Regions from separate parts of the Mus musculus genome. Here region 1 is linked to region 2. The links are chromatin loops, found by intact Hi-C in ENCODE. Cell type or tissue: heart. All regions are shown on one strand. Region 1 overlaps Cubn (cubilin (intrinsic factor-cobalamin receptor)). Region 2 overlaps Cubn (cubilin (intrinsic factor-cobalamin receptor)).

Region 1 (5,000 bases), 88 kb before region 2:
ACATTCTTGCCAAGAGGCACAGGAATGTTTTACCATGGTCTCCTCATGGAAATAGTCTTCTACTGTAATCACAGTTTCTTGTATATCCTATAATTCCTTTTAGGGTCTAATTTAGAATTTTAGCTGAAATTCATGTCACTCTCGCCTGTTTATGAAATGTCAGGACAGAACTTTTCTATATTTTGCCAATTGAAAAGACATTGGTGTGGGATTGCTGCTGTGAGAGGCGTGGGCCATACAGGAGAGGCTGAGAACCCAGGAAAGGCCCAGGAGTGAACTCTGCCCTTTCTCTTCTTGTGAAGATCGGTTGCTTCTCCATGGCTGTTTCCGTGTAGTCTTTTCTCCAGAAGCTCCTTAGAGTTTCTATGCCCTTGTCGTCACGAACACTGAAGCCATGGCTGTGCATAGGACACTAACCTCAAGCACTTAATATCAGGGGTTCAATGTTTTAAAAGAAGCAGCAAAGGTGAGGGAATAGCTTACTTGTGCAGGGCATGCCAGTCCTCATATATGGTGTCTGTAAGAGTGGCTAAAACTCCCAGCAGGGTCACAGTTTCACTGTCATTCTAAAATATTTTACAACAACCAAACTGTCACCAAGATGACATGTTTTTGTTTTTGTTTTTTTCTGTGTGAGTAGTTATTGCATGATAGAGTTCACTCATTTCTGAAAAGATTCAATTCAAGTAACTGGCCTATCTCCTGAATGGAAATTCTATGTCTCTTTCTCCAGTTTCAGAATCAATTTCTCATCTTCCTTCTCTGTGTCAAATTCTTCTTTAGCTGAAGGTATCCACCACCAACTTGAACCAACTTGGTCCTCTTCTTTTTTCTTTTTGTTTTGTTTTGATTTTGATTTTTCAATACAGGGTTTCTCTGTATAGTCCTGGCTGTCCTGGAACTCACTTTGTAGACCAGGCTGGCCTCGAACTCAGAAATCCACCTGCCTCTGCCTCCCGAATGATGGGATTAAAGGTTTGCGCCACCACACCCGGCCAGGGTCCTCTTCTTAAGTCAACCATAGCTTTAAAAATTAGAAACCTTTTCCTATTTACATTAAACCCAAAGTTTAGCTGATTTGCACACACACTAGTAGGATAGTCAGAGAGCCCCACAGGTTGCTTCCTTCCTTCAGAAGTTTCCTCCTTGGTACCCTTCCACATCCATGCCATTTCTGATTCATAGCATGCTTTACTTTTTAATAATCTATCTTTTGTCTGGAAGTTTCTTTTCCTTTTCTTTTTCCCTCCTTCAGATCTTTGTTTCTTGACCTATATTGAGATATATAGTCTTTTGTGTCACTTTGAAATCTGTCACCCAAATCATAGGTTGATGACTGGCATGCTCAGTTGTCTCAGTCCTTATAGTCAGTGTACCACTTGACCCAATCATTTGGTCACCTCCACAACAACTGCTCCTTTTACAGCATTACAATGAATCCACAATAGCACTTCTCATTTCTGAGAAATAACCATGGCAATAATTCAACAAAATCTATGGTTTTGTGCAAACATGACATCTAACAGGGGCTCACATGGTTGATTGGCCTTCCAAGTGCCATTTCTGCAGATTATTTGAATGTCTCCGTGTGGTGTCAGCATTTTTCCTTTGTAAAGACTGCAGTCTAGGACTTAGAGTTGGCTTGGTGGTTAAGAACACTTGTGGCACTAGCATGAAGGCTAGAGTTGTTCAGATCCGATAGGATACCTGTAAATCTATGGAAGAACTATATGGAAGAAAGCTATGGAAGATGAAAAACTTGCTGGGGCAGATTATGGGGTTTTCTTACTTCCAGGTTAGCTAAGAAAAATGTGAACCTCAGGTTCAAGGAGAGACTCTAGCAAAAAAAAAAAAAAAAAAAAAAAAAAAAAAAAAAAAAGCAGAGAATGATAAAGGACACCAGATATTCTCTTTTTAACATTTCATGTATGCACAGAGTACCCACACAAGTGACATACACACACACACACACACACACACAAACAGATATAGATAGATGATTGAACTTTCAAAAATTGTCTCTAATGATTTAGAACTATAACATTTAAAACTGGCTATTAAATCTAGCTGCAGTCCAAAATCCACTAGGGATCTCATTAGATAGAGCTGACTTTAGTCATTACTAATGGTAATATCTTCATTTCAAAACTCTATTGGTAAGTTACAAGTGTTCTGGTAGGTATCTTAGTGTGTGCCTTTGTGTACAATAAATATTTCTCTTTAAAATGAATCTTATTATCTTAGTCAGGGTTTCTATTCCTGCACAAAACATTATGACCAAGAAGCAAGTTGAGGAGGAAAGGGTTTATTCAGCTTACACTTCCACATTGCTTTTCATCACCAAAGGAAGTTAGGACAGGACCTCACACAGGGTTGGAAGTTGGAGACAGAGTAGATGCAAAAGCCATGGAGGAGTGCTCCTTACTGGCTTGCTCCCCCTGGCTTGCTCAGCTTGCTTTTTTATATAATCCAAGACTACTAACCCAGGGATGGCACCATCCACAGTGGACCCTCCCTCCTTGAGAAAATGCCTTATAGCTGGATCTCATGGAAGCATTTCTTCTGTGATAACTCCAACTTGTGTCAAGTTGACACACAAAACCAGGTAGTACACTTACTTTCCCATAGCTACAAGGAGGAGATATTCTCCTGCCAACAGTTTAGGAGGGCCCAAATTAGCATTAAAATACAAGCAGCATTAGGCCAAACCCACTACAGGAATGGGTCCACCCACAATGAGCTGGACCCTCTCCCTTCACTAAATGAAGAAAATACCTAATAAAAATAGATAGATAGATAGATAGATAGATAGATAGATAGATAGATAGATAGATAGATAGATAAACGAAAATGCCTTATAGCCGGATCTTATGGAGACATTTTCTCAATTGAGGTTTTCTCCTTGCAGATGACTCTAGTTTGAGTCAAGTCTACATTAAACTAGCCAGCACTCTCTTCCATCCTATCCTTTCCTCCCTTCCTGTCCTTTTCCCCTTTCAATTTAAGGAAGTTTCAAATTCTTCCTGATTATGTCAGTGCTTTCTGTCAAATACATTTCCTTCCAGTGTATACAATCTATTTCATCTCTTGCCAAATCCTTACTGATGTCATCCTACTCACCAGATGTTTATGTCATTATATATTTCACTCTCACGTCCTCTTTTTAATTGCAAAACAACCACTATGCTACAGCGATTTTCAATTACAAAATAATGCATTTCAAATAAGAAAGGGATTAACAAGCCCATCACCAATGTCCCTGAATTCTCCATTTTGGCACCATACTCCCTGTCTGTGTCCTAAGATATTTCCCATCCCACAACTGTGGATCACATGGTATTTTAATCACCCACAGTGCTATTTGGGTTTTGTGTCAAACTCATACCACTTGCTGATGCTTCATGCAAATTCATTGCTCAGTCACATCAGAGTCATAACACGTATTCTTAGCTTTCCATACAGTGATTCATGAACACAGACAACAGGGAAGTCTGTTCAGGGTAACCACATTGCTATATGCCACAGAAACAAGAGCTTTGAGTTGTACTGAATGAGAGAAATGCTGAGATAAACACAGCTTAAGGGGCTAGTTATTTGCTTTTTAAAGCTATCACTAGCCTACAATTCACCATCCAGACAGTAGAAGATGTTTTAGACTCCTAAACTGTAGAAATTAACTGTATATCATTAGTTTTTCATGTCATACTAGATGAAACAGATGCTAACGTATCACACAATAAAGAGTCTATCGTAGGCTGCGTTATCTGTTTGAGAGGGCTATTGATGGGTGCTCTGAAGGCATCAGACAGGGAAGCAATCAAGCTTTTCTGATGACCAGAGAACACAAACCCAAGGAAGAAGGATCCCCAGACATCAGAGAGGTTGAGGATTGACAAGAGAAAGCTGACTCTGCACACCTGAAGATGGATTACAAGGGGCCTCTAGGGTATCAATAAGAAAGTCATGAATTTCAGTGTTCCTTTTCAGAACTGTAAGTCTCTCAAGGGCCAGATAAAAGAAATAGCATGATCAAATAGATATTTTCATAGTGTAATATTTCCCTTATTGAACATGTGTGTGCTTTTTGTTTTGTTTTATTTTGGTTTGTTTTGGTTGAGTTTTTTTTTTTTTTTTTTTGAGGGGGGGGCAGTTGTTGAGCCAGGGTTGGCCGTGAACTCCTAATTCTTTTGTGTTAGCCTGGTGAGTGTAATGACTGCAGGCAAGTACCACCATGCTGTTTTCAGATCTGTATATTTTAAAAATGATTGTGGCTACTCAAATAATATGGAGATCCATTATTGGGCTTGAGGTGGAAAGCGGAGGAGATGGGGCAAAGCCCCATATTGCTGTGGAGAAATAATGTTCAAACTGAGGACTTTTAAGAACATTCTAGAATTGCTTTCTTGACTCTTCTTCCATCCTTGCAGAGAGAACTTAGCATTCATTCTTGGACATTTGAGGAAGATGTTTTTCACCCTTAGTGCAGTATCCCTCTCTTGAACATGCCATCTGTGTTCCTCCAGCTAACCAGCAGCTCAGCCCAGTGGCATCTGTCTCCTCCCCCAGCAGAGAGCTAGAATCCTCAGCAGCCCCAGAGCTCTCTGTGGGTGGCCTTTGACTTCCACGTCCCCTTAGTCCACAGATGCAGCTCTGCTTAGGATTTTGTCTTCTCTTTCTCTCTTGGAATCTGTTTAAAGACAGAAGTTTCTATCCAGTTAAAGTTTGTTTTTTCCTAACCTCTCCAAAAAGGGAAATGAAAAAACATGTTTGTATTTGCACATAACTGCTGGTCACATGTCCATACAACTGCTTCCATGCAGGGTTCCCGAACAATCTCTCAAGATCCAGAAATTCTGTTGTCAGTCTAATAGTAGTCTTCTTTAGTTCTCCTTGAAAAATATCATTGGAAATGAAATTTCTTACTTGTGCAGTTGAGGAGCCCATTATTAGAATCAAATCTGTTCAAGGAGGGTTTAATCAAATCAGTTGAGCCTGCTGAC
Region 2 (5,000 bases):
CAAAACAGTTTAAGTAAAGATTAACAAAAAATCAATCACCCAGGCATATGCATAACTAATTATTTGACTCTTACAGGTATTTTGCTGGGGAGATACTGTGGAAACTCCATTCCTAGCAGTGTTGACACTTCTAGCAATGTTGCTTCAATCAGGTTTGTCACAGATGGCTCTGTCACTGACTCAGGATTTAGGCTGCAATTTAAGTCCAGCAGAGAAGGTAAGTTCAATGACTTGTTAGAAGTGGTACTGATCTGTTACACAGGATATACACTATGCATGGTACTCTCATGGCAATGATGTGAAAAAGAAAATGTGATGCTCTCTTCTTGGCTCTTACAAGATAAAAGGCAATGCTAATAAACACTCACCAACTAATGAAAAGTTGCCACTCGGAATAAAAGCCAAAAGGAAGTAACATGTATCATGGGAGCTGCAGAGAGCCTTGCCTGCAAGGCCCATTTTGAAAACAATAGTCCATTATAATGCCCTAGAGCTATCAAGAACTCACATTCCTAAATGCCCTGACAGACCAGGGTCAAATAAAAATCTTGTCTAAAATACATAGTAATGATTTTAGTTTTCCTAAGTTTGCTATGTTTTTTTGTCTTTTATATATATTCTGGGCCCTGATAATTATTTAAATGTTGCCAGTGAACTGTTTTCTATGGAAGAAAATGTTAAATATTGATAGAGACAAGAGTTGAATACCAATATAGATATAAGAAGTCAAGATTGAATATAGATGAGCACTCTCATACATGTGGAAACAAAAATTATGACCAATAACTTTTTCTAGATGGGTCATTAAAAACTAATTTTAAATGCAGAAAGATATTTTGACTAAATGCTTTTCTTTCTGTCTTTCAGTGTGTGGTGGGGATTTACATGGCCCTACTGGCACATTTACTTCTCCCAACTACCCAAACCCAAATCCTCATCCCAGGATCTGTGAGTGGACGATCAATGTACACGAAGGAAGGCAGATTATCCTCACTTTTACCAATTTGAGGCTAAGTACCCAGCAATCCTGCAACACTGAGCACCTCATTGTAAGTGTTCCCTGGAGGCTGGGCTCTGTGTTCTATTGAGTATGGGATGTGTTCACACAGACGTGGTAGTATGAAAACTCAGTCAAACTATTACCACCTATGCAAATTCACACAAATTCAGAGTATTTTAGACAGAAGGAAATCACCATAAACTTCTTTCAGAGACTGACATCAATAATTGCATGCACCCAGGTTATATGTTGGTTTAGTTTTCAGAACAAAGCATTATTTTTTATATTTATATATTTATTATTTATTGGTTATTTTATTATTTACATTTCAAATGTCATCCCCTTTCTCAGTTTCCCCTCCAAAAACTCCCTCTCCCATATCCCCTCCCCCTTGCTTCTATGAGGGTGCTCCCCCACCCCTACCTCCTCTCTGCTCCTGTGACCCAGCCACCCTAATCTCTCTTCTGTCCCTTGATTATGTGCAGTGCTCCAACATCATGCCTTAACTGCTGATATGACCTCCATCTAGACTGTCCCTCCCAAGATGGCTGCCTAGTTATCTTTTCATGTCCCTTAGACCTCCACTCTAGTGACTGACCCCCACCACCTCATTATAGGACCCTAAATGAAGCAAGCCCCCCTTGACCTGTTCCTTCATGTGTTGTCATTTCACAGTACTTCACACCAGCTTACTGAGAGCGAGAACTAGTTTCCTTTGGTGAATCCTAGTGGTCTATATTCTTGGAGATAAGGGTTTGATGAATGAATTGGGGAAATAACATGATTACCTTTTTTTAAAAAAAAAAGCTATTTTTGTTGTCAGTTTAGTTGTCTGCTGCTCAATCCGAAATCCCAAATTAATGTTTGCAATTTATTTTGACATCCCATGACATCCCCTCATCACTTGCAAGTACCTCAACATGGCCTTATTTAGCTTTCCGATTATTGTCTCAGGTCTAGTATCTGAAGTACTGAAATGTTTCCCCCAGATACTCAGTATAGAACCACTGTGGTTTTCTTACATTTGAGAGCCAGAGAATGCTGGGTGATGTTCCTGTTTTCTCTTTTCCTCCTCCTTCTTAATGCAACTACTCTGGGACTCTAATCCCTTCTAAGCATTTACATTATTGTTTCTAGCTAACATTTCCTATTTTGCACCTCTTTAGTTCGTTTTGGGTCTCATCTAGCCATGTCCCACTATAAAAACTGAGAAATTAGCTTCCTCCCTTGAGAAGTGCACACAGGGAATTCAGAGTACACATATTCTGTCCACTTCCCTGTTTCAGTCACACATGTCACAGTTTCCATGATTGGTCCACTTGGGTGATTGTGGAAACTACATTCAGGCTAAGCCAGGCAGTATGCTGTGCCCACGTTTCCATTTGCTTTTTCAAATAACAATAACAGTTGTACTATTTTTAGATTCTATAGATGTTAGTCACGAATTTTTCTACATATCTTCCATCAAAGACATGCATGTCTATTTTTGTCACCAGTATCCCTGTCCATCTGCAGCAAGCCATCTGGGAACCATTGTTTTGGGATTTTCCTGCCCCATTGTGTCTGTAGTCTCTTCATTGCATTCTGGACTGGCCAGCTGGCTCCATGATGCTGTACATTTCCTTTCTTAGTCAATTTCCTGTTTTCACTGAGGTACATGCTCTTGTAACTCTCTAAGGACACGAATATGTACAGCAACCTTTGAGTACCTATAAGATTTCTGCTTTACTAGAATCATTTGAATGTACATATTTAAACTATTATAGAATCATAATTTGAAGTTTCATGTAGTTTCTTTCAGTTTGCATCTCTATTTACATTGGTCTCTGAATTTCACATTGGATGTTTCCTTAGAGTCCTGGTTGTTCTTCATTCACGTTTTAAAAATCTGTGAAAAAGCTGATTGGGAGCTCTGTGTACATGCCTGAGCCTGGAAACTGGCATTTGTGGAAGTACCTAAGACAGACCTTTACTTATATTTATTTTCAAATATCATGGCTTCAGATCTTTTCTCACGGGGAGGATGAAACTCCATCAAGGAATCATTTTGGGAATTCATTTCTGTAGGAGGTTGTTTAAATTCCATTTTTTAAATCATTTTTATGCATTGGTGTTTACTTTCCTCCTCTACACTCCAAACAAGTGCAGGAATTAGTGTTTACCCACCCTCTGTGTACTTGAATGCTTGTCCGAAAAGAGGGAAACAAAGCCCAAGATCTACAGGCAGCATGGCTGAGCTCTGAGCATCCTGTTACTTGCTGAACACCACACCCAGCTGGACTGTGTTTGAAATTCCTACAAACCCAGCAACCAATCTGATGGCCAAGATGGAGGAAAGGAAAGGCTGCACCACACAGCATATGGGGTCATGAGACAAATGTCCAAATTTGTTCCACGTCATAGCAATTCTTAAATATTGACTGCCATGTGTCTGCTCCCATCTTATGTCTTCTGAGGCTTGTAGTTTCTGACTACAGAAGATCTTAGGAGATATGAGGTCACACTCTGGTTGCTTCTAAACACAGAAAGAAGTCCATACACTAACTGGTTGACTGCACATGGTTTACTCATTACAATTCTATGCTACCCCTACCTAAAGATGCAGAAAGAGGCAGTAGAGACCATTGTTCATTGCCTCCAACACAGCCTTGTTGCTTATAAATTCTTTTGATTCTGAGAACACATTACCCATTCTTGTTTATAGTAGCATGAAATATGCATTGTCTTCTCTTGCTTTGCCTTGTGGGAAATTTGGATCCAAATTCAATTATTCCTAGTTCTTGGATTTTAACAGACTGTAAATCTTTGTAGTGTACTGTCTGCATTTGGAAAACGGAGTCCTACTGAAAAACCAAGTAGGTAATTAGCAGAGTCTGGGTTCGTATCTGCACAAGAAGTGATGGGGACATTTCCTGTGTTCCTGTAACTAGAAGGCATTTTAAACCAGAAACCACCAAGCAGCTGAGTTCAGTCATTAATTACTGTAAATGAAAATGCTTGCATCCCTGGGAGTACAGCATGTCCTACTTCAACCAAGCTTTTAGTGCTATTATATCCAATAGTGATCCATTCAAATCCTTTTTAAAAATAGGAATATCAATCACCAAGTGAGTTGCTATTTATTTCTTAGAATTGTTTCTGCATTCTGAAAAGTGTTCACAAGCCTTGTGCAGAAGCACTCACTCTTCACTAGTCATAACTCAAGCAATTAATTGTATTTTGATGCCAGTAATAACACAGTTTTTAAAAGCCAGATGAGTATGAGCACACAAATTGGTTGTCCAGCACCAAACAGAATGTCCTGAAAACATATACAAGGAACGTTATACAGACTCAACGAGTGATATTTAAGAATGTATACATACATACATACATACATATATGCATGCAATAACAATTAGTAAAGAAAAAGGAGGCCATGAAAATGGGGAGTTGGGAGGGCTCTAAGAGAGGGTTCACAGGGCCAAAGAGGAGGAAGAACTGTTATAATTCTATTATAATCTCAAATACAAAAAGTTAAGTCAAATGATTAAGAATGTAGAAGCTTTAAATCCATAAATAATTAAGAAAGAGCCATTATAGTTACACAAAAATAGATTTTTTTTCCTTAAGTTACTTTTCAAGGAGCACTGGCTCAGTGGTTAAGAACATGTACCAATTTTGCAGAGGATGGAGCTAAGCTCCCAGTACACACATTGGACATAGCGACAACTGTTGCTCCAGCTCCAGGTAATCCCAATGTCTCTGGCCTCCTGGCCTCCTGGCCTCCGCAAGCACCTGTGTTGACATGCACATGGCCATACCAAGATACGCACAAGCACACCTAATTAAAAGCAGCAAAGTAAAACCACTTAACAGTACTTTTCAAGGTATTTAGAATGACTACATACACTTGGAATAGCCTAATACTAACATTTTCATTTCATGTGTTACAGCTTCCAAGGCACAACTAAGAAAATCCACAGAGTCTGTGAACTCTGTGAAGTATAAAGAAGGCTAT

The links. Hi-C counts contacts between places; a loop is a spot of excess contacts. Peaks named below come from ENCODE experiments on the same cell type or tissue, not always from the same donor. Only the 100,000 strongest peaks of a DNase experiment are listed, where the experiment ranks them.
Region 1: a loop joins it to region 2, with 1.9 times the contacts of the local background. A loop is called at or near these places in 2 of 42 quality-filtered maps.

The regions. Positions count from the first base shown.
Region 1 is chr2:13,415,411-13,420,410 of GRCm38, reverse strand. All of the region lies in intron 27 of Cubn (cubilin (intrinsic factor-cobalamin receptor)), which reads left to right. Among named protein-coding and RNA genes, the nearest start is that of Cubn, 74 kb to the left of the region's middle. In heart, no CTCF peak of the experiment used is centred here; no DNase peak of the experiment used is centred here.
Region 2 is chr2:13,327,530-13,332,529 of GRCm38, reverse strand. Cubn (cubilin (intrinsic factor-cobalamin receptor)) reads left to right here. Exons shown (of 67, transcript NM_001081084.2): 47 at 77-217; 48 at 868-1,049. Among named protein-coding and RNA genes, the nearest start is that of Gm13270, 58 kb to the right of the region's middle. In heart, no CTCF peak of the experiment used is centred here; a DNase peak (open chromatin) is centred at 2,569.